Linked DNA regions of Homo sapiens: all the other regions are linked to region 3. The links are chromatin loops, found by intact Hi-C in ENCODE. Cell type or tissue: PC-9. All regions are shown on one strand. Region 1 overlaps EZR (ezrin). Region 2 overlaps LINC02901 (long intergenic non-protein coding RNA 2901). Region 3 overlaps SYTL3 (synaptotagmin like 3).

Region 1 (8,000 bases), 77 kb before region 3:
TAGCACTTTTGACTAACCTTTTTTTGTCTGGAGTGCTAAAAAGATGACTTTAAGAATAAATATCTCCTGAAAACTGGCTTGAGGGCCCCATTGAGTCTTGGTTAGAAGCCTGTGTTGGGGACAGTGGGCCTTCGTCTTCCGGATTTGTGTGGAGAGTGTGGCTTGTTTCGTGCAGGTGTCTGCCCAGGAGGTCAGGAAGGAGAATCCCCTCCAGTTCAAGTTCCGGGCCAAGTTCTACCCTGAAGATGTGGCTGAGGAGCTCATCCAGGACATCACCCAGAAACTTTTCTTCCTCCAAGTGAAGGAAGGAATCCTTAGCGATGAGATCTACTGCCCCCCTGAGACTGCCGTGCTCTTGGGGTCCTACGCTGTGCAGGCCAAGTTTGGGGACTACAACAAAGAAGTGCACAAGTCTGGGTACCTCAGCTCTGAGCGGCTGATCCCTCAAAGGTGAGCACAGGATGACCCGGCCTGGGCAGGAGCAGTCATGCCGTCCTCGGCAGGGAGAAGTGATTGCCTTAGAAGCACAGTTTAAAAACACAAGGACTTCGCCAGTGTCAAGTGCTCCTTCATGCTAGTCATTAAGTCACTGACCAGCGACCTGAAACATAGCCAGGGAAGGCGAGCTGCCATTCCTCATGGAAACTAAAGCGTGGCCGTGTCCTGTGGGACATGGCATAGCAAACTTCTCGACCTGACTGCTCAGCTCCTCCTGGGGTATGATAGGTTGCCCCTGTGAAATCTGTTTTTATTTAGTAATGGTCACAAAAATTACCCCATTTGGAAGAAGAGGCCACTTAAAATACCTCTTAGTTTTTCCAGCAGAACTGAGTTCTTGTTCAAAATGCTAAGTCTTCCAGATTAACTGTCATAAATAGAAATGCTGCACATCAGGAAATAGAAACCAAAGCTCTTTGGGATTGATTGATTTGAATGGAAAGTAAGGGTTTGAATGTGGGTGGTAAGTGGGCCTCCTTCCTTGCCTGTCACATTCCTTAAGGATGACAGTGCTGTTTCCTTTTGCATTCCAGAGTGATGGACCAGCACAAACTTACCAGGGACCAGTGGGAGGACCGGATCCAGGTGTGGCATGCGGAACACCGTGGGATGCTCAAGTGAGTGCTGTGCCCTGCTGTTGGGATCTTGCCATCTCCGTGCGCTCCAGCATGTCTTTTCCTGTGACTCTAGTTAGTGCTTTAAAGGGCTCTGTGTCAGGCCTTGTGAAGACCTTGAGGGAACCGAGTTAAAAGTGGGGTTTTCTTAGGGAAGAGGTTTTTTTTAAACAAAGCCAGGTGTCTTGCCTGGGGAAAGAAGCAGTTTAGCTCAAGCCTTCAGGTTCTAAAAGCTTACACCCTCCCTTTGTAGAAAGTGTTGTGTCTAAACTTCATCTTAGTCAGAGGGGCATTGTTCACCTGCAATCAGCATTATTCTGTCAAAGAGATGCTGGTTTGCTCATTATATGAAGGTACTTGTCTTACAAAGTGTATATAAATGAAAAAGGATCCCAAGTGAGAAATGCTGATGTCAGAGAACCTGGACGTGGGGCTGTTAATGTAAGACATGGCCGAGCCACCTGATTCTGGGTGTTCTCGTCCTAGAGCCTTGTCTCTGGCCTAGTCTTGCGAGTCTGCATTATTTCAGCCTCTGAAGTTTGTTTGAGGTTTGAGCCTCAGATTTTGTGCTTCAGGGTTTCCTGTCTGGCCCAAACATCCTTTATGGAAGGAAAACAACTCAAAGCCTATGAGGAGGGTTGTGGGAAGACATGTGTGGGCAAGAGAAAAAGGAGGATTGTGCTGAGTGATAAAACTTAAAAACCTGTTAGAGAAACCAGTGTGAATCAGTTCTTCTTCAAAGTGTGGGGTTTGGTGGTGAGGCTCCAGGGCAGCACGGACCCCACCCCAGGCATAGCTTCTGGGCTGTATGGGTCCCCTCCTCACCGGTCGGCTGCCCGGCCCCTGCCTGCCTGCACGCAGCACACAGCATTGAGCCCATCCTACACAAGGCGCCTTAATTTAAAAATACTGGAAAGGTTTTACTGTTCTAGATATTGAGTGCTACCAGTGACTCTGCCTGTTTCACTCTCCCCAATTAGAGATAATGCTATGTTGGAATACCTGAAGATTGCTCAGGACCTGGAAATGTATGGAATCAACTATTTCGAGATAAAAAACAAGAAAGGAACAGACCTTTGGCTTGGAGTTGATGCCCTTGGACTGAATATTTATGAGAAAGATGATAAGTGAGTTGAAGTTCACAGTTATCTTCAGTAGGTAGGGTGGTGGGCCTGGAAACAATGGCAAAATGGCAAATTTGTGGGTTATTTTTGAAGTATTTATTTAGCAACTTACTATCCCAAAGTAGGAAACTTTTTAAAGGGCTTTTGGACTGCTGTGGCCCTCTCAAAGGGTGGTCCAGAGGTGTGGGTTATCCTCTCTCATGGTGGGCGGGGCCGATAGTGGGCTCAGTCCTGGTAGAGGAAGGCAGAATAGAGCAGAGGCTGCCTCTCCTCCCCGCTGCCTCTGAGATTCCACCCCAGCTGCCTGCAGGTACCAGCACATCCATCCATAGCTACTTCGCAGGCAGCCCAGCCAGTGCTCGACTCCTGGCTCGAGGTTTGTGCTAATCCAACCAAGAATATTGATGGTGTGATGAGAGACTTGAAAAGCTGTAAACAATAGCCTGTACGTGTAGACACTTGAGCTAAATGCTGGGAGTCTGCAGGAGATATCTTAATTGCCTCGCATTAGTTACGTTGTTTGTTGAGTGAGGGCCTGTAAGCAAGCTGGGTAGAGCAGCAGAGCCAGGCCTCTCCACAGGGACAGGCAGTTCCGCTTTCACATACAGGGCATTTGCCTTCTTTCTGCTGAGGATAAACAGGGAAAGTCATCCTAGTTCATGAGGGCAAGTTTCCCATGGTGAGTCTGCGACATCAGCATAATCCTAGATTCTGGATTGATCTGATCAGAAGCTACCTGAATTTAAGAGGCAGAAGGAAACTACCTCTGGAAAGAGAAGGGAGAGGCTCCTGACTGCCTCCTGACTACCGTCTCTGCCCTGATTGTCCACAGTCAGCCTGATTGCTCTGCAGGGCTCCCCGAAACAAATCATCTGATGGCCACCAGGTTCAGGGGCCTGGCAGAGAAGGTGCCAGGGCAAGAATGCTCCTGGGGTCTTTTTGCCAAGCCCTGCCTTTTGGCCTGGGTTCCTGCTTTCCACGTAAAGAGCAGAGTGGCCCAGAGTTCCTGGATGTACCGGTTTCCTTCCCAGCCTCATGCTGTTCCTTGAAATGACAGCTCTCCCCATTTCCCACTTGAGGCTCACCCATCTCATCTGTTCTCAGATATTTTTGTTCTCAGCATCCCCACATCTCAGGTTCCCCCAAAACCCTCTCTGGAGTTCTCAAAGGGAGTGGTGCTGCTTTCCACAAATGACCTGCATGAGTCCATCTCCATTTGCAACCACGCGGATTCCTGCCAGACCCCAGGGCACAGATCTATTTCACTTGGGCAAGTCAGGGACCTGTGCCAGCTGTGCCCAACCTCCTCTCACCTCCGGGGCCCACGTGGTGATACTGCACAGGGAGGGAGGCAGGCGCTGTCACAGGAGCTCCTCAGAGAACCTGGAAATGAGATATTGAGGACTCTCGGTTCGCTCCTACTCCAAGTGTGCTGGATGCAGCATTGGTAAAGAAGCACGGAAAAGCCAGGCACAGCGGCTCACACCTGGAATCCCAGCACTCTGGGAGGCCGAGGCAGGCGAATCCCTTGAGCTCAGGAGTCTTGCCCAGCCTGGGGAACATGGCGAAACCCCGTCTCTACCAAAATTTAAAAAATTAGCTGGCTATGGTGGTGCACGCCTGTGGTCTCAGTCAGGTGGCTGAGGTGGGAGGATCACTTGAGCCTGGGAGGCAGAGGTTGTAGTAAGCCAAGATTGCGCCACTGCACTCTAGCCTGGGTGACAGAGCGAGACCGTGTCTCAAAAAAAATTTTAAAGAAGTGGGGAAAGTGGGTACTTGGAACCAGGACACCATCTTTCCGGGAGACCCTAGAGCTGAAGCCGTGGCTATTAAGACAGCCATGCCAAGGAGCAGTGCACAAAGTCCTCGTGGGAACGTATGTGGGAAACTGCCTCTGCCTTGGAAATCTCTTCAATGACCAGATTTTGTAACGTGGCCAGGCCAGGGCTGTCCAAACAGGTTTTTCAACCTGCAGGAAAACAGCCATGGGCAGGAACTTGCTGATGTCAGCTTGTAACTGCCCCAGCCCACGTAAGTGTCCATTTCTTCCAAGTAAAAACGTGAGCTGTGTGCCCTATTTAGTGCTGTTTTTGCGCTCTGCTCCCCCTCCCCCACCATTGAGCGATGAACGTGGCAACTCTCTCAGATGGTTCTTTCCCCACAGAGCATGCTGGGGTGTTGGGCAGGCTCACTTTCTGCCTCTCTTCTCCCCATTCCTGAAGGCACACCCCTCTCTTCATGAAAAAAGCATTTATGTAGATATTCAGTCATTTAATAGGCCCAAATTCTTTCCCTTTTGAACAAATATTGACAACTTGGTAGCAGCATAAGCAGGAGACTGTCCTGAAGTCTGAGGAGTGCTGAGAACTCGCCAGCTGTTGCGCTGTTACCTCTCTCGGTAGAACTAGGAGAATTAGATATGCCTGAAACATTGTTCAGGTGAGAAAGCTGATCTATTGAATATGGAAATTGAGCTCTAAGAGATTTATACTCTGCAAGTAAAGTCTCTATTAAAACACCTGTTTTAGTATTAAATAGGGTCTGGCTGGGAAATCTGTCTCTTGGGGTTCCCTTTTCATTGTACACATAAGCATTAAGTGGGAGCATGTAGGACTATTTGTCATCTTTCTTTAAACCCTTAGCTTGGAATAGGTGGGAGTATAAAGAGGGCAAAAACAGGTAAGCGCCCTCCTGACAGGCATTGTAAGCTTGTGAACAGAGGAAGTTCAGTTTAGCTGGGTTACAATTTGAAACCTGACACTCGGACCAAAAACAAAAACTAACAAAAACTAGAGGAACCTGATCTTTAGTCCTGTAAAAGCACTTTTTCTCCCTTAGCTTCATCCCTCTTTGGGCAGATTTCATCATAGAAGTCCTTCTGTAGGTAGGAGTTTCTGGAAATGCACTAGGTCCAGGGCTTCCACCTTAAAGGGAAAGGGTGCACGGGGAGCTTGGGGACTGAAACAGGAGCCACAGAACATGTCTCTTCTTTAAATTCCTTGCGGATAGGTACTCAGGGCTTCGCTTGCTTTCTCACGTCTCTTTCCGTATGCACTCCACTGTCACCCTCTGGCCCTCTAACACATTTCCAAGAAAACTGCAGGCATCCATATCCTTCCTCAAAATGAAAGTGCATATGATATACTAGAGGTTGGTTATGTTTTGTTCTTTTGATGTAAAATTTAAATACAATGAAATGTAATCTTAAGTGTTCATTTGTTGAGTTCTGACAAATATGCCTGAAAAATGCAAAATCTTAAGACATGTAGAACATTATCACACTCAGCTACATATTTTGGATTTACATTTTTTAATCATTCTTGGTTTTTTTTTTTTTTTTGATATGGAATCTCACTGTGTCACCCAGGGTGGAGTGCAATGGCACATTCTCAGCTCACTGTAACCTCTGCCTCCTGGGTTCAAGCGGTTCTCCTGCCTCAGCCTCCCGAGTAGCCAGGATTACAGGCACATGCCACCACTCCTGGCTAATTTTTGTATTTTTAGTAGAGATGGGGTTTCACTGTGTTGGCCAGGCTGGTCTCAAACTCCTGACCTCAAATGATCTGCCCACCTTGGCTTCCCAAAGTGCTGGGATACAGGTGTAAGCCACCATGCCTGGCCCATTCTTGCATTTTAAAGTCATTTCAGGCTGGGCATGGTGGCTCATACCTGTAATCCCAGCACTTTGGGAGGCTAAAACAGGTAGATCCCTTGAGCTCAGGAGTTCAAGACCAGCCTGGGCTGGTCTTTGCCAACATGGCAAAACCCCGTCTCCACCAAAAGTACAAAAAATTAGCTGGGCGTGGTGGTGCATGCCTGTGGTCCTAGCTACTTGGGAGGCTGAGGTGGGAGGATCACTTGAGCCCGGGAGGCGGAGGCTGCAGTGAGCCAAGATTGTGCCACTGCACTCTAGCCTGGGTGACAGAGTAAGACCCCATCTCAATTTAAAATATATATATTATTTCAAACTTTAAAAAGATTCTAAAAATAGTACAAATAATTCCCATATACCCTTCACTTAGCTTCCTCAAACATTAACACCTTATGTAACCGTAGTCCAAATACCAAGATAAGAAAATTAACATTAGCAGTCTCTAGACCTCATTCCCATTTTAATCAGTTGTCTCACTGATGTCCTATTTCTGCCCCGGGACCCTCTCTGGAGCCACACAGTTAGTTGTCAGACCTCCCTGTCTCCTTCGATGTGGGATAGTTCCAGTCTTTTTTTGTCATGACCTTGGTATTTTTGAAGAGTACTGGCCATTGACTTTGGAAAGCCCTTCAGCTTGGATTGTCTGGTGTTTTCTCATTATTTGGAGTTTTACATTTTTGGTAAGAATAAAGTGCTGTTTTGCCCTTCCAGGACCTCTTTCAAGGTGGCACATGTGGTCGGTATATCTTATCTTAGGTGGTGCTAATTTTGATTATTAGTTAAGGTGGTGTCTGCCACGTTTCTCCACTGTAAAATCACTATCCTTCCCTTTACAATTGGTCAGTATATTTGGGGGAGATAATTTTAAACTATGTAGATGTCCTAGTTCTAGCTACCATTGATGAGATTACTGTGGTATTTGAGAAATTGTGATTTTTAAAAACTTTTTACGTGTATTAATTGGAATTCTATAAGGAGCCAATTTCTGTTCTCCATTTATTCAGTTATATTAATATGGACTCATGGATATGTGTTTCGGTCTTTGGGTTATGATCTATGAGTATGTATCTTCTTGCTCAGGTTGTTTGAGATTTGGCCTTTAGGAGCACCTTGAAGTGTGAGCCCTGCATTCTTTGCAGGCTTCCTTGCTGCCTGGCTCCTCGAGATGCACCAGGTTCATCCTTTGTGTTCCCTGTTCTAGTCCTGGAATCAGCCATTTCTCCAAAGGCCTCTGTCTGGTCCCTGTTATTGGAGAATCACGCTTTTTTAATGTGTGGCCTAAGCAAGGACACTTATAAACCCTGTGGCCACCTTCTCTGTAGACCCTGTTCATGTCCTATATGTGATCTCTTAGGAAAAAGGAAATCCTTGGGCTTTAATTTTCCAACTTTGGTCAAGAATTAAAAGTTCTTTAACTCAAAAGTGAGTCATAATTTTCATGTTTAACCTTTTTGTTTTGATACTGCAGTTATGCTTATGAGTGGCTATGAATTGTTATATGAGGTTTCAAAGTCCTAAGAGGAAAAACTTTCTAGGCACACCAGAGAGCCGGAGGCCTAAATTTTCTAAGGTCAGAACCTGTTTTGAGAGTCCTGTGTAGAGACAGGAGCCGGAGAGGGGATCCCAGCCCCTTGAAGTTTCAGGATGCGGCACGCTGGCTCACAGTGCTATGTGCTGTGGGCGGAGCCTCCGGAGCTTGGATCCTAGCTTCTCTGTTGGTGCCAGCAGGCTGCTCTTGTGTTTTGGGAGAAAGTGCTCCAGAAGCAACACATGCCTACCTGGTGCCACTTTCACAGCCTTTCAATGTAAGGAGGACATAGGCTGAAGTCAGTAGCAGGGCAAGGTGGTATCTGGAGTTCCCCTTTAATGCTCTGAAACCTGTAAAGAAAATTACATCTCGAAGATAAAAGAACAAACTCATTGCATGTCTGTTTGAATGCCAGGTGTGTTTTTTTTTAATGGGGATTGGTGATTCTAGAGCATAGCACTGTAAAAGAAAGGATGTATACAAAAGCTTTGACATTTAGAACCATGGTCTGGCCAGTGTCCTGCCATCATTCCTGCAGGCACACCATGACTGACTGCGCTAATTCCCCAGAAGGGCCATGTCAG
Region 2 (8,000 bases), 210 kb before region 3:
CAGTCTCCACTCCTCCCTTTCGTAGCACCGGGAACACTTTACAAATTTACATAACCTACCTGACCCCTGTGAGATGTGAACTTTGCAGTCTACCCTCAAGGTCTCAAAGGTTGGCTGCCTTTCTGGGATTAGGAAAGGATTCATTCTTTCAGATTTCCCAAAGAACAAGGGAAATCATGACGTGCCTGTAGCTTCTCCTGTTGTTACATCCACATGGAGCCCCCCAATGGGAAAGCAGGGAAAGCTGGATATGGGCCCCCAGCTTTCCCATCTCACATGGCCTGCAGCAGTGGTCCACCCACATGTTAAGGAAAAGATTATTCTCACCCTTGTTTTTGTGTTGTTTTTGTTTTTGGTTTTTTGGGGTTTTTTTGTTTGTTTGTTTGTTTTTTTGATGTAGAGTCTCCCTCTGTCGCCCAGGCTGGAGTGCAGTGGCGCAATCTCGGCTCACTGCAACCTCCACCTCCCAGGTTCAAGCAATTCTCCTGCCTCAACCTCCTTAGTAGCTGGGATTACAGGCGTGCACCACCACACTCAGCTAATTTTTGTATTTTTAGTAGAGACAGGGTTTCACCATGTTGGCCAGGCTGGTTTCAAACTCCTGACATCAGGTGATCCGCCCGCCTAAGCCTCCCAAAGTGCTAGGATTACAGGCGTGAGCCACCACAACTGGCCCTCACCCTTGTTAAAGGACGGACTTTACTCAGGACTATCATGATAGTGACAGGGACCACCGCAATGGGATTTTGCAGCAGGACAGAGAGATAGGGGAAAGTGGGAGTTGTTAGCCATGGAGCAGGGCAGGAGGCTCAGCAGATGGAAAATGATTCAGATGAAACATCAGGCCATGGGGATTCTGGCTATACTCAACTAAGAGGGCTCTTGCTGAAGGCAGGCCAAGGCTATGGTGGGGGCGAGGATTTGATCAGATACGGAGGGTGACCCACTATCGAGGCTAAACTGACTTAGCAGGATTCTTGCTAAAACTGGGATTTTAAGGATGTGTCTAAGGAGAGAGCCTCATTGAAAAACAGCTCAGAGGAGGCTGGGCTAGAGTTTGGTCAAGGAGAGAATCTTTGTCACAGACCTCCCCTCCTCACAGACAGGCCTCTCTCCAACGGGCTAGAAGGACTGTGCCTGGCTGTAAATGGCTGTAAAATGCCTGCCTCTTTCTCCACACTTCAAGGAGACTGAAGGGAAGAGAGGAGAATGCCAGGAGAGGGGCAGCTCCTTAGAGCACGGGGAGGGGCTCTGAGCAGCAGCGCTGGAAGCTGTGATGGGCGGTCGGTCAGTCCCAACAGCAAAAAGAAGGGAGCTGGCCCCAAGGAGACAGGGGACTAGGAGTTTGACACTCAGGAGGAACCAGCAGATTCTGCCCTCTGCACAGAGGTCATGTGACTTGTGCGGCAGGGGCCAGCTCGAGGGGTGGCAGTCACAGTACAAGGTGACACAATAATGGTGAGCCTAGGTTTCAGGCCTGGGTTCCATACCAAATATGTTTATATTTATATCACGACAATCACGGGTGGGAGGTTGTATCTCGCATTATAGAAAAATATTAGAATCTGGGTGTGGTGGCTCACACCTGGAATCCCAACACTTTGGGAGGCCAACGCAGGCAGATTGCTTGAACTCAGGAGTTCAAGACCAGCCTGGGCAACATGGTGAAGTTCTGTCTCTACAAAAATACAAAAATTAGCTGGGGGTGGTGGTGTGTGCCTGTAGTCCCAGCTACTTGGGAGACTGAGGTAGGAGGATCGCTTGAGCCTGGGAGGCAGAGGTTGCAGTGAGCCAAGATTGCACCATTGTACTCCAGCCTGGGTGACAGAGCAAGACCTTGTCTTAAAAAAAAAAAAAAAAAAAGAAAGAAAGCAATGCACAGGCTGGGGGTGGTGGCCCACACCTGTAATCCCAGCACTTTGGGAGGTCAAGGCAGGTGGACCACCTGAGGTCAGGATTTTGAGACCAGCCAGGAGACGGAGGCAGTGAGCCAAAATCATGCCACTGCACTCCAGCCTGGATGACAGAGCAAGACTCCATCTCAAAAAAAAAAAAAAAAAAAAAAAAAGCAATGCACACAATTAAAGGTTGTTGGGTAACTTCGCAGCCCTGAAAGACACTAGGAAGTCTTCCAACATATCTGAATTTCAAAGAAGGCTTGAGATAGAGAAAGACCTTCTTCCTGGGTCCCCCAGCTACCATATACTCTCCAGCCAGCGGTGCTCTCCCAAGTACCTTTGCATAGTGAACAAAGTGCACAGCCATGATCAGCATTATTTCTTCTATTTAACAGTGTGGAATCTACGAGAGGACTTATTGCTCACTGAGCACAGGGAGTGGGGCCTATGAAGTGGGTTCAGTGAACCCAACAGGTATTACTCACTGCTCTGCAATATTTATGGTGCTGGAGATACCCAGCATCCTGGGGTGTAGACTGAGGAGGAAGGGCTAGGCTAGAGGGCAACCTTTCAAAGAATGGAAGCTGTTAAGGCCTCTGGCTGTAGTGGGTGGACAGTGGGCAGAGTGAGAAAGGAGTAACAGTGATGTTAACTAGCATCTAGTAAGTACTTTCCCCATAAGAAGCTCCATGTAAATCACTTTATAAGTATTGTCTCTTTGCATCTTCCCCCACATGAGGTATGTACTATATTATCCCCATTTCACAGGGAAGGAATCTAAGGTTGAAGCAAGTTATATGACCTGCCCAGGCCTCAGTGGTAATAAATGGTAGAGTTGGGGTTTGAACTTAAGTCCCAGGAGTCTGGGAACAACTAAACATAAGGAAAGGGCAAAGGAGACAGAAAAATGAGAAGCTCCCAAAGTGGGTGACTTTAGAGGAGGGAGGTGGCAAAGCAGCCAAGGGGCTGAGCTCTGGGCAGAAGAGGAAGGAGACTAAGCCTCGGGAGGGGCCCCAGGATGGCAACAGATGGGGAGACATTTCCCAGGAGCTGTGAAGGCTGAAAGCAAACTGTGGGCTGGTGGGGAATTAATGGGAGATGAGGAAATGTAGACACGGACAACATGGATGCCTTTACCAAGAAGCCAGGCTGTGGAATAAAGATCAACAGTAACAAACCCCTTCAACGTGTAATTTCATTGTTAGGCCAAACTGGAAGAGAGCCAAAAGCCACCAGGAGCCCAGTCCAAATGTCACCTGCCCACCACACACAGCGGGCTTCCTGTGGTATGAACTATTCACCCCAAATCAGCCTCTTCCCCAGAGCAAACGCCTACCCTGTTGGTATATTTGTAGTCCCTTTCCTGCCTGCCAAGGTGCTGGAAGTAATTGTGCAGGTATGAGCTGGCCAGCCATAGGGCAGCAACCCTCTATGCAGACACAGAATGTCCTGAGCACACCAGGAACTGCAGACACCAGCACCCCACATGACTTCTAGAACTTCCAAGTGCCCACTGATGACATCCTCTGTAAATGCCCCAAGAGAGCAATGCTTTTTTGCCTTGGAAACATCTTTTATACAATCCAGTCTCTCCCAGATCCCTGACCTGAGGCATCGAGGAGAGTTGGTTTGTTTTTAGAAGGCAGCCATTCTTGACAAAATGCACACAAAGATTGGCAGCTATCTGCCTTCCAGGGGCCCCATGAGAGACTAACTCCTCTCCTTCCAACTCCTCTACTTTCAAAGCAAGATGTAGTTTGGGGACAAAATCAGGGAAAGGAGAAACAGGATTTCTTCTCTCCCCGCCACCCGCCATCAGGCTACCAGAGTTTTTAAGGGTAGAGATAGGCTCAGATTTTCCCTGAGGGGTTACGTATACAAAAAATATTCCATAATCATCCAATGGGATCATTACAAATTACTGGATAAAAGCCTTTCTTTCTTCAATCCTCATAGCCCTCTTCTCTTCAAAGAAGTCCACAGAGCTGGAAAAATATAGGAGACAAAAGATTTAAAGACGAATCTAGGGCGAAAACAAAGTGGAAACTTCCCAGCCATGTTCTTGAATGCTAAGCTGAGCCCTGATTCATCAAACACTTTGAATGTGATTCCTAAAATCAATCTTTTCTTTTTCATTTAAAAAAAACAATGCCTACAGGCTCACATTTTGTAGAACAGTGGTGAAAGAGAATTGAAAATATTATTCAAACATATTTTACAACTAACTGAAAAGAACAAACATTTAGAGAAGTGAAAGTCACTGAAATAGGCCTCCCCTGTGCTTTTCTTCAAAGATTTTCTGATGTCAGCTTAGAAGTGAGTTAGAGAAAGGATTAAATACAAAGGAGGGGAGGGGTTCTCTCATCAGCCACCCATGAGAATTGGGAGTTTCTGGCTCAGGCCAGAGAGGCGACTGCCCCTGCCGGGGGACCTCCACCTCTCGGCCACCTTTTTCCACCTGCATAGCCCCTTCCCCCATCAAACTGCACTTAGGAAGGTCAATAATGGTGCTGGTGGTCACATATTCCCTGACGTTCCTGGGTTCAGTTGCTGCTATGTCTTTTTAGATGCTAATTTTATGCTTCACTCAAAGGTTTTCCAAAGAAAGAGGCTTTTAAGTAATGAAAGAATGAATGGGGTTTAAAGCCCTGGCAAGCTGATACCGATCAGTCTCTGGAAAGGTACAAAGCACGCTGTAGAACGGGTTTGGCTTGGAACTGAAACCACGCATCGGAGAAAATATTTGCAACAGAGGGGGTGTCACTGCCACAGGAAACTTAGCAAGGGGCCCATTTCCCAGTATAGTTTAGTTATCTCAAAAGATTTCTTCCCTGTCCAGGTATTATTACCACAGGAGACTGGGAAGAATCACCAGATGAAAATGCTTACATTTAATACTAAAGCTTCCTTGCAAAGCAATAAAAGTTTTATATGATTTAATTTATTAGTTTCATTGTAGAACGATTTTTAACCAGTCTTGTCCGAGACTCAGAATTTTGGTTGACTTTTGTACTTAAATTTACCACGGAATTTTCTTTCCACTTGTAAGATTTAAGTGTTTAACAAGTACTTGCTGGTAAAGGCGCTAACAAAAGCGTTGCTGAGTAACACCAGAACTGTTCACACACTAAAAGGCTGAGACGGGGGAAGAGCAGACGAGGGGGATCTTCTCTGGGGAAAAGATAGAGGCTAGGATGTGCCACCCCTCGGAAGAGCAGATGGACAGCACGACTGCTGCCGTCCCAGCCACCACGGTCCCAGCACCAGACACCGGCTTCGAGTGGTTTCTTATCTTCACTTCTTCCTCTTAAAAAAAAAAGAAAAAAAAATCAAATAATACACAAAGGCATAAAAAATAACACAATCAGCACCTTTTACTCCCCCACTACCCAGCTTAAGAAATAAAACATGATAGGCCGGGCGCGGTGGCTCACGCCTGGAATCCCAGCACTTTGGGATGCCAAGGCGGGCGGATCAGGAGGTCAGGAGATCGAGACCATCCTGGCTAACACGGTGAAACCCCGTCTCTACTAAAAATACAAAAACACATTAGCCCGGTGTGGTGGCGGGTGCCTGTAGTCCCAGCTACTCGGGAGGCTCACTCTGTCACCCAGGCTGGAGTGCAGTGGCGCAATCTCGGCTCACTGAAACCTCTGCTGCCCGGGTTCAAGCAATTCTCCTGTCTCTGCCTCCTGAGTAGCTGGATTATAGGCGCCTGCCGCCATGCCTGGCTAATTTTTGTATTTTTAGTAGAGATGGGGTTTCACCATCTTAGCCAGGCTGGTCTTGAACTCCTGACCTTGTGATCCACCTGTCTCGGCCTCCCAAAGTGCTGGGATTACAGGCATGAGCCACCGCGCCTGGACTTTTTTTTTTTTTTTTTTTTTTTTTGAGATGGAGTCTCGCTTTGTTGCCCAGGCTGGAGTACAGTGGCTCCATCTCGGCTCACTGCAAGCTCCGCCTCCTGGGTTCATGCCCTTCTCCTGCCTCAGCCTCCTGAGTAGCTGGGACTACAGGCACCCACCACCACACCTGGCTAATTTTTGTATTTTTTTAGTGGAGACAGGTTTCACTGTGTTAGCCAGGATGGTCTCGATCTCCTGACCTTGTGATCCGCCCGTTTTGGCCTCCCAAAGGGCTGGGATTACAGGGGTGAGCCACCACACCTGGCCTGGTCTCGATCTCTTGACCTCACAATCTGCCCACCTCGGCCTCCCAAAGTGCTGGGAGTACAGGTGTGAGCCACCATGCCTGGCCTATACTGCACATTTTTAAGCTTTATATGCCCAAAGGTGTGTGGAATCATAAGCAAGTATTTTTTGTGGGGGCGTCTGTCTATATAAACAATTTGAGTTGCCCAAACCAGCATATTAGTACCATTCTGGCAGCCCAATCTTGTGCTATGCCACCTGCCAACAGGAACACCAGCCAACTGCACCAGCCAACAGGAGCAATCTGCTCAGAGTTCTTCCTGGAACCAAGACTTGGACACAAAGGTGCAGCCCAGAGCTGCTAGGGGCATCTGGTCAACCTCAGGAGCTGTGCAAAGGGTGGAGAGGAAAGCTAGTCATCTGGGTCTCTGTCCAAGCTCTGCCCTAGCTCCTGAGATGTGGGACCCATGACAGGGGCCCCATTTGCACCAGTCTAGGACCAGTACAAGTATACCACATGTGTACTTCTGAAGTTCACATTTACCATTCAACATTGTGTGAATTATCCATGTTGACAACCACAGCTCTAGCTCATTCACTTTCATTGCTATTTAGCATTCCATTATATAGACAACAATTTATTTATTCATTCTCCTGATAATGGACATTTTGTTTCCAATTTCCTACTATAAAAGAATTCACGTGGTGTCATTCATCTGGGGTAATACCCGAGGCTTCGTTGTCCCACGCCAAGGAAATCAAGGATGCAGACACACAAGGAGTGAAGTTAACAGTGGTGGTTTAATAGGCGAAAGAAAGAGAAATGCTCTCTCGGGCAGATAGAGGGGGTCCTGAGCGGGTCTTCAGGTCCACAGTGAAGCGCAGGAGGTTTTATAGATAAGCTTGAGGAGGCAGTGTCTGATTTAGCTAGGGCACGAAAGATTGGTCAAACCAGTTGTGCCATTTGCATACAGCACGAAGAACTGGTTAGGACTGGGTGTGCCATTTGCATAGCGTGCAAAGAAGCTGGCCGCCCCACCCTAATCTTTTACTATGCAGGTGGGGTCTCCACCTGGCCGGTGCCATGTTGCCTGCTTCTTTACTGCACACGTGGTGACAAAGAAAAGGGAAGATGGAGTCTCCATATTGAATATACCTGGTCCCCAGGTAGCCTTTTCCTGTTGGCACAGCTGCCAGCATTCACCCATGCAAGCTTCCAGCTTGCTTATCTATGTTTGCAGCTTGATTTTATAGGCTGCTCTTTGTTAGAAAAGAAATGATTTGGGGGCTGCTTTTTGTTTAAAAGGCAGCCTTGCCAAGGACTCCTTTAGCCTCACTATCTGCCTAAATAATTTCTTTTTAGCTCCTGTATCAGAATGATACATTAAATATTCTTTGACATATCTCCTGCCATGTGCAAGGGCTTGTCTGCAGTGCGTACCTAAAAGGGAATTACTGCATCTTATCGTATGTGTATTGTCAACTTTATTAGATATTTTCAACTTATTCTACCAAGTGATTACCAATTTATATTATCATTACTGTAAATTGCTTCATAGCCACATCAATTGTTGGTACTGTCAACCTGAAATAATCAAAAGGGTCAGAATCTAATTTTAAAGGAGTGTATTCAAATGCAAAGTTTGAGAATAGTCCACCAGGAAACCAACTCCAAGGAATGGAGTTGGCAGTTCAAAGTAGGGAAGTTAAGGTTTCATTTATACAGGGAGAGACAGGGTAGCTTTTAGCAAGATTAGAACATTTTTCATACAAGGTTGGTACATAGTTATAGCAATTTGACTGATGATAGGCAGTGTTTGTGGGAAGGCTACATTTAGCATTTTTTAAAATAAAGGGTATAATAGCGATGGGTTTTGTCATCTGCGATCAGCAAGGCAGGACAACAAAGGGGATGTTAATCAATAACAAAGGCCATTAATTAGGAAGACAG
Region 3 (8,000 bases):
GTTGGGGAAGGGGGCCGATGCCATGCCAAGAGTAAAGAGACCTCGGGTGCAGGCAGAAAGGGTCGCTGATGACACAGAGGGTCCCGCGACCAGAATGAGGAGAGAAGCTCTGCCCAGCCTGAGGGCCCTCGCTCCCCACCCCGCTTTGTGACCCGCTCCAGGCACAGTCAGATCCCTTTGCTGGGAGGTTCCGTGCCCGGCCTCAGCCTCGAAAGCTCCCCTGCTTCCTCTCCTTCTATCCCCTGACCCCTACTAGAGAAGTGCCCAGAATGGATACGTTACCCTGCCAGGACTGCGGCTGCACTGGCTCTCGCTGACAGGAGGTGGAGTAGGAGGAACCACAGAAATTTTGCTGCCAAGGAAAACACAGGCATAAGAAATGGGTTGTGAACCATGCAAGCCGTTAGTTTTACAAATACACAAAATGTGCCATTATTCTATAATTCTAGTTCTCCGCCTTTTTTTTAAACTGCCTCACTTTTTGGAAAAATAGCCAGCAGCCCTGCTTGGACCTGCTGCTCTACGAGGGGCATGATTTCCTGGTATCTATATGAGGGCGATGCTGCCTAAAGTCTGGGTACTCCGCCCCACTCAGTCATGTGTTCTGAAACAGCCTGGGTGCTCCGGCCTGGACCTGCCACCTGGCTGCGGGGAAACCCCTGGTTCCCATCTGCGCTCCCGTGTTCTCTTAGCACAAACCACACCAGCAGAAGCGCCAAAAATGTTGTGGATGTGAGAATCAACCACGAAGCAAACTGGAAGCTTGTGCTAAAAGAAATGGGAAAGAACAGGGGAGGAAAAAAATGAAAAAGTCTCGATATTGGAAAATTTCACCATGGGCCAAACAAAATAGCAGCTGGTGGGGAGCTTTCAGAAACACTTTAATAAATTGAGTGTAATCAGGTGTGTGAATTATGGCCAGCTTCATGACTGCTCAGTTTTTAGAATTTTGTGCAAAGAAGTTCACATCTCTCAGGCCATTATTCAATTCTATCAATGTTTATTTCACCAGTATCTCTAACGCGCCAGGCGCTGGGTAGGGTGTTAGAGATAGGCATGATTAATCAAAGCACATGCTTGCTTTAGAATTTCACTTAAGCGCAATTAAACATAATATTTAGTTTCCTTATAACACTTCAGGAGAATTTAAGAAGTAGAGCTGAATGTCTAGTGAGAAAATACTATGCTAACTAGAAGGTTTCTCATGAGAATCTGGAAACATCTCTGCTTTAATCTTTTTCAGGAACTTTATCTTTAAAAGAAAAAAAAAAAAAAGAGTCACATTCCAAAGCAGTGACATGTGAAAGTCAAGAGACCTATAAGTTCTTGCAGAGTGTCCTCTGCGCTCCTGCCCCGGAGGGCCAGGGACGGTCTGTCCTTTGTAACACTCACCTCAGCTTCTGATAAGATTGCAAGAGCTGCCCTCCAACTGTCTCATGTTTGCCTGCGAGAGATATCCATAGAGGGCGTTTATTATTAAGAATAGCACTTAGCTAATGTAAATACAGGAAATAGTAGATTAAAATTATTTTCTCTAGTATCATTTCTTGTGATTAAAAAGTAAGAGATCATTTTGAGGTGATAGAAATGTTCCAAAATTAGAGTGTAGAGATGGTTGTACAACTTTGTAAATTTACTCAAAATCATTGCATTGTAGACTGAAAAGACACATTTTATGTTATGGAAATTGTACTCTCCTAAAGTCATTTAAACATACACACACATTATGAAACCATAATTGTTGGGAATGACTACTTTTATTAAAAGTTGATATTGGATTAGATTTTCTAAATCTTCCATTCGTCCTTTGGAAACATTTCATAATGGAATGAATCTATTCCTGTAAGCTTGCCTTGTGATGAAGATTAAATTAATCTTTTAAAAACTGTAATCTACTTATTTCTAGTTACAGAGGCTAATAATTTCCTAAATAAGACTGCATCTGATATAGTACTCTTTTTGTTTCAAGAAAAGAGGTTTTTATGATGTGTTAAGACGCCAGAAATAAAACTCAGCATGTTCCCAGTTCTGTGAACACAGTGTTCCCTGGCCAAATGCATAGGAAGAGACCAGTCCTCGTCCAGCAGGGGGCTGGGAAGGAAGCAGCATTCTCCTGCTAAGGGAGGTTCCCAGAGGGCTCCACTCTGCCCAATACACAGACCAGAACACCGGGCCTGCCACCCTGGGAGGCAGTCTAGCTCCTGTGCCGAAGCTTGGGGGATTTCAGCCATTCCAAAAAAACCATTTACATATGGAAACATCACTTCCATAAGACCCACTGAAGGACACGGACAGTAAGAAAATCAGATGGGCTGGCCTTTGGGAGGGCAAATAGCATGTGATGTTAAGCTCTCAACACCAAGCCCCAAGCCTCAAAGGAAGAAGGCAGCCCCTAGATCAGGGTCCTTAGCCAGGCTGGCCATAGCGAGTGCAGGAGTCTTTGAAATCATGGCTAAAGTTCCGAGTCCACCTGCCTGTGTGCATTTTCTGGGGTTCATCTGGGGGACATCTGGCTTTCACAGGATTCTATAAGGCACCTGTGACCCTTCCCCTCCCCATTAAGAAATACTTCCCTAAGACAGAATGAAAAGGTACAACACAGTCTTGCCTGAAGCCCGGGCACTCAACTAGTAGGACCAGCTGGTCAGGGACCAAAGCTAGCACCTGCAGGAGCCCCCTGAGAGAAAACATCCAGGTCCAAGCAAAAAACAGCCTGACTGCAGTGTGCTGGCCATGGAAGCAAGAGAAAAACAGCCACGCTGCTCATCCTGCCCATCCTGGGGCGAGCACAGACCTGGGAGACAGCTGGTGCACAGCAGTCTGCGGGCGGCAATATACCACAGGGTGCTCCTGTCTCTGGATCCCCCTGCCCTATGTGGCCTTACAGCCATCACTGTCACCCTGTTCCTGGGTCCCCCATGCCCTACGTGGCCTTACAGCCCTCACCTATCACCCTGTCCCCAGGTCTATGTGACCTTACAGCCCTCACTGTCACCCTGTCCCCAGGTCTATGTGACCTTACAGCCCTCACTGTCACCCTGCCCCGAGTCCCTCCTGCTCTATGTGACTTTCCAGATCTCACTGTTACCCTGCCCCCAGGTCCCCCCCCGCTGCTCTATGTGACCTTACAGCCCTCAGTGTTACCCTGCCCCGGGTTCTTCCTGTCCTACGTGGCCTTATAGCCCTGTCACCCTGTCCCCAGGTCCCTCCTGCCCTATGTGACCTTACGGCCCTCAGTGTTACCCTGCCCCGGGTTCCTCCTGTCCTACGTGGCCTTACAGCCCTCACTGTCACCCTGCCCCGGGTCCCTCCTGCCCTATGTGGCCTTACAGCCCTCACTGTCACCCTGTCCCCAGGTCCCTCCTGCCCTATGTGGCCTTACAGCCCTCACTGTCACCCTGTCCCCAGGTCCCTCCTGCCCTATGTGGCCTTACAGCCCTCACTGTCACCCTGTCCCCAGGTCCCTCCTGCCCTATGTGGCCTTACAGCCCTCACTGTCACCCTGCCCTGGGTCCCTCCTGCCCTATGTGGCCTTACAGCCCTCACTGTCACCCTGTCCCCAGGTCCCTCCTGCCCTATGTGGCCTTATAGCCCTCACTGTCACCCTGCCCCGGGTCCCTCCTGCCCTATGTGGCCTTACAGCCCTCACTGTCACCCTGCCCCGGGTCCCTCCTGCCCTATGTGGCCTTACAGCCCTCACTGTCACCCTGCCCTGGGTCCCTCCTGCCCTATGTGGCCTTACAGCCCTCACTGTCACCCTGCCCTGGGTCCCTCCTGCCCTATGTGGCCTTACAGCCCTCACTGTCACCCTGCCCTGGGTCCCTCCTGCCCTATGTGGCCTTACAGCCCTCACTGTCACTCTGTCCCTGGTTGTGGCAACAGTATCCTGAGGCACAGTCACCAAAAAGCCACATCCCTCTTAGAGAATCTGAGGCTATCACACTACCACCTGGAACCCTTCAGTGACTCCCTATGGCGTGGTCTGAAGTCCAGGCCCACGTGGCTTCCGGGGTGCCCCACCCTGCGGGGTCACCCCTCCGCCTGCAGGCCTTGCCCTTTCACTCCAGCAAACCAATTGTCCCTTATTGCCCTGCCTACCCGGTGAGGCCGGCCCTGCCTGCACGATTACTGTCACCCCCACCTCGTCTCCTCCTGCTATCCCCCACGGGCAGTTCTGCCTCAGGTCCACATCTCAGACCCCAGCTAGGAAACCTCCGCTTCGGCCCGGGTCGCAAATCCCCCGCGTCCCCGCTGCGGCTCCTGCACGGACCGGGCGTGCGCGTGGCTTTCTGCTGCCCCCTGCCGGCTGCAGCGACGCGGGGCACAGGCGGGGCCTGGGTCAAGGCTGGAGAGGGAACGTTGCACTGTGCTGGCCCCAGGGAGGGGCCCGTCACAGCTGCTCAATTCCGCCCTATGACAGCAGCCACAGACAGTAATAAAGGGCAGGCGTGCCCGTTCCCACGAAACTTCATGGGCACTGAAATTTGAATGTGTCACAAAGATTATTCTTTTGTTTTTTTTTTTAACCATTTAAAAATGTAAAACCCGGCCAGGTGTGGTGGCTCACATCTGTAATCCCAGCACTTTGGGAGGCTGAGGCAGGCGGATCACTTGAGGCCAGAAGTTCGAGACTAGCCTGGCCAACATGATGAAACCTCGTCTCTACTAAAAATACAAAGATTAGCCTAGCCGGGCATGAGGTCACACGCTTGTAATCGCAGCTACTCGGGAGGCTGAACTCAAGAGGCAAAGGTTGCAGTGAGCCCAGATTACACCACTGCACTCCAGCCTGGGAGATAGAATGAGACTCCATCTCAAAATAATAATAATAATAATAATAATAATAATAATGATAATAATATAAAACCCACTCTTAGTTCACAGGACATATGAAAGCATGCAGGGGGACCCGCAGGTCCCACTCTGCCCCCTGCCTCACTGCCCCAGTTGTGGGCTGTTGCTCTCAGCAGGGCAGGGGTTGCTAGAGACACAGAGCCCCAGGCAGCCTCCAGCCTGCAGAGCCCCAATCCCATTGGAGCAAGATCCGGGCAGATTTGAGAACTCAAGGAAGTTGGAGCAGCACTGCCCTGTGTGGCTTTTACCAGCCCACTGTTGACTGTCATTTCACTTCTTCTCTTTGATTCCTCAGTTGTTTCTTCCTAGAAGCTTCCTTAAAGAGCCCTGAATTTTGACCTCTTGTTAACATGTCAGTATTCGCGCAAGGAGCTGTGAGATGCTCACAGACAGGCATCCCTCGAGAGGCAGGTGTTTTGGACCAAGGGCCCCCACCACCCTGCCCGGTCTGGCTGGCGAGTGACTTTAGCAGGGATACCCGTCTTTGCCAGGGACAGGAACAGCTGCAGGCCAGGGCCCAGGTCTGAGGCTGCCAGGGCTTGTCTCAGGCACATGGCTGGTTGGCAGCCGTGTCTGCCAGGCACGGCGCGGAGCATTTTGCACACATTTGCTGCTCGGGTGGTTGCCAGGTGTCATCCCAATTTTTTTTTTTTTTTTTTTTTTTTTAAGACAGAGTCTTGCTCTGTCGCCCAGGCTGGAGTACAGTGGCACGATCTTGGCTCACTGCAACCTCCGCCTCCCAGGTTCGAGTGATTCTCCTGCCTCAGCCTCCCAAGTAGCTGGAACTACAGGCGCCCGCCACCACACCTGGCTAATTTTTTGTATTTTTAGTAGAGATGGGGTTTCACCGTATTAGCCAGGATGGTCTCGATCTCCTGACCTTGTGATTCGTCCGCCTCGGCCTCCCAAGGTGCTGGGATTACAGGCGTGAGCCACTGTGCCAGGCCCCCAATTTTATAAATGAAAAGCGAGGCTCAGGGATAAGGTGTCATGGGCCCAAAGTCACAACGTCTACAAGTGACAAAACGGATTTTGTACCACAACTTGCCTAAAAAGCCTGCAGGAAGTCAGAAAAAGTGTACAAATATAACTTAGGGTGGGGAGCGGGTGGGGACAAGACCAAAACGGGGATAGTCGAGGGCTGTACAGACACGGGGTCACCGCTCTGCTTCTATTCGAACATTTTCCTAATACAAAGCCGGGGGGAAACGACCACCTGGAAACCAACAACCATGTCCCAGAAAGCTGAGTAACTTCTTTTCCCCCCCTCTTGTTTTTGAGACGGGGTTTTACTCTGTCACTCAGGCTGGAGTGCAGTGCTGTGATCATAGCTCACTGTAGCCTCTCACTCCAGGGCTCAAGCGATCCTCCCACATCAGCCTCCTCCAGGAGGCAGAAGAGACCACTTGAGGCCAGGAGTTTGAGACCAGCCTGGGTAACTTAGTGAGACTATGTCCTATAAAAAAAAAAAAATTTTTTTTTTTTTTTTTTTTGAGACAGAGTCTCACTCTTGTTGCCCAGGCTGGAGTACAATAGCGCGATCTTGGTTCACTGCAACCTCCGCCTCCCGGGTTCAAGTGATTCTCCTGCCTCAGCCTCCCAAGTAGCTGGGATTACAGGCGTGAGTTACCAGACCCAGCTAATTTTTTTTCTACAAAAAAAATTTTAAATGAGCTGGGCATGGTGGCATGTGCCTGCAGTGATCCTCCCATCCAGCTACTCAGGAGGCTGAGGTGGGAGGATAGCTTGAGCCCAGGACTGACAGGCTACAGTGAGCTATAATCGCAGCACTGCACTCCAGCCTGAGTGACAGAGTAAAACCCTGTCTCAAAAACAAGAAGGGAAGGGGGAATCTAGACACACAGGCAGATGGGCACAGAGGGGAGACAATGTGGAGACAGCCCCGTGACCATCAGGGCAGAGACTGGGGTAATTGCTGAGACCCACTAGAAGCAGGAAGAGGGAGGCAGCGTTCTACCCTAGCACCAGCAGAGGAAGCATGGCCCCACTGACACCTCAATTTCGGCCTACCAGCCTCCAGAACTGGGAGATGATACATTTCTGTTGTTGGAGGATCCCCAGGTTGTGGCACTCTGTTACTGCAGCCCCAGGAGGCAAATCCAGAGGCCGCGGGTGCTTGAGTGACTACCTGCCTCTCCACTGTCCCTTTCTGCCACCCCCATCTCCTTCGCTCAGCCCCAGTCAAACAGAGCCTCCCAGCTGCCTGTGCCCACTCCAGGCCTTGTGCCTCTCCCCACGCCTCCTCCCCCCCAGAACAGCTCTTCATCTACACCCCAGCTCACACTCCTCCATGACCCTCTCCCCATGGCTCCTCCCCCCAGACAGTCCTTCATGTACACCCCAGCTCACACTCCTCCATGACCCTCTTCCCACGGCTCCTCCCCCAGACAGCCCTTCATCTACACCCCAGCTCACACTCCTTCATCTACACCCCAGCTCACACTCCTTCATCTACACCCCAGCTCACACTCCTTCATCTACACCCCAGCTCACACTCCTTCATCTACACCCCAGCTCACACTCCTTCATCTACACCCCAGCTCACACTCCTTCATCTACACCCCAGCTCACACTCCTTCATCTACACCCCAGCTCACACTCCTTCATCTACACCCCAGCTCACCTCCTTCATCTACACCCCAGCTCACCTCCTCCATGACCCTTCTAAGAGTTCATTCACAGGGATTCCATGACTGTCCTCACCAGGCTGGCCCCATTGTGGTTACTGTGCACGCCTGCACTAAAACTCCTCTGACTCCACTGTAATCAATATGCATCTGTCTCTCCCCTTTTTGAGGACATGGCCTCATCTTCTGCATCTCGCTGTCCCTGGTACCCAGAAGAGGGCTTGCCATATAAGAGGTGGTGCTTATAAATACAACAGGCCAGGTGCGGTGGCTCATGCCTGTAATCCCAGCACCTTGGGAGGCCAAGGAGGGCAGATCATGAGGTCAGGAGATCGAGACCATCCTGGCTAACACAGTGAAACCCCGTCTCTACTAAAAGTACAAAAAATTAGCCGGCCGTGGTGGCGGGCACCTGTAGTCCCAGCTACTCAGGAGGCTGAGGCAGGAGAATGGCATGAACCCAGGAGGCGGACCTTGCAGTGAGCCAAGATCGCTCCA

Evidence for each region. Peaks named below come from ENCODE experiments on the same cell type or tissue, not always from the same donor. Only the 100,000 strongest peaks of a DNase experiment are listed, where the experiment ranks them.
Region 1: it touches region 3 in a loop (5-fold over the local background); 30 of 110 quality-filtered maps call a loop at or near these places.
Region 2: it touches region 3 in a loop (2.9-fold over the local background); 2 of 110 quality-filtered maps call a loop at or near these places.

The regions. Positions count from the first base shown.
Region 1 is chr6:158,777,759-158,785,758 of GRCh38, reverse strand. EZR (ezrin) reads left to right here. Exons shown (of 14, transcript NM_001111077.2): 5 at 176-450; 6 at 1,032-1,115; 7 at 2,093-2,239. Among named protein-coding and RNA genes, the nearest start is that of MIR3918, 17 kb to the right of the region's middle. RefSeq lists an enhancer at 366-1,565. In PC-9, no CTCF peak of the experiment used is centred here; DNase peaks (open chromatin) are centred at 998 and 4,178; H3K4me3 peaks cover 315 bases; H3K27ac peaks cover 7,829 bases.
Region 2 is chr6:158,907,171-158,915,170 of GRCh38, reverse strand. It overlaps LINC02901 (long intergenic non-protein coding RNA 2901), which reads right to left. Exons shown (of 3, transcript NR_160980.1): 3 at 4,818-5,204. Among named protein-coding and RNA genes, the nearest start is that of LINC02901, 41 kb to the right of the region's middle. RefSeq lists enhancers at 3,575-4,368, 4,369-5,162. In PC-9, no CTCF peak of the experiment used is centred here; DNase peaks (open chromatin) are centred at 3,230 and 4,600; H3K4me3 peaks cover 1,599 bases; H3K27ac peaks cover 4,257 bases.
Region 3 is chr6:158,700,674-158,708,673 of GRCh38, reverse strand. It overlaps SYTL3 (synaptotagmin like 3), which reads right to left. Exons shown (of 18, transcript NM_001242394.2): 7 at 1,393-1,444; 8 at 283-352. Among named protein-coding and RNA genes, the nearest start is that of SYTL3, 55 kb to the right of the region's middle. RefSeq lists enhancers at 1-295, 296-927, 3,775-3,824. In PC-9, CTCF peaks have their summits at 2,050 (motif pointing right), 4,076 and 4,290 (motif pointing left); DNase peaks (open chromatin) are centred at 573, 1,353, 3,993 and 4,383; H3K4me3 peaks cover 2,442 bases; H3K27ac peaks cover 5,461 bases.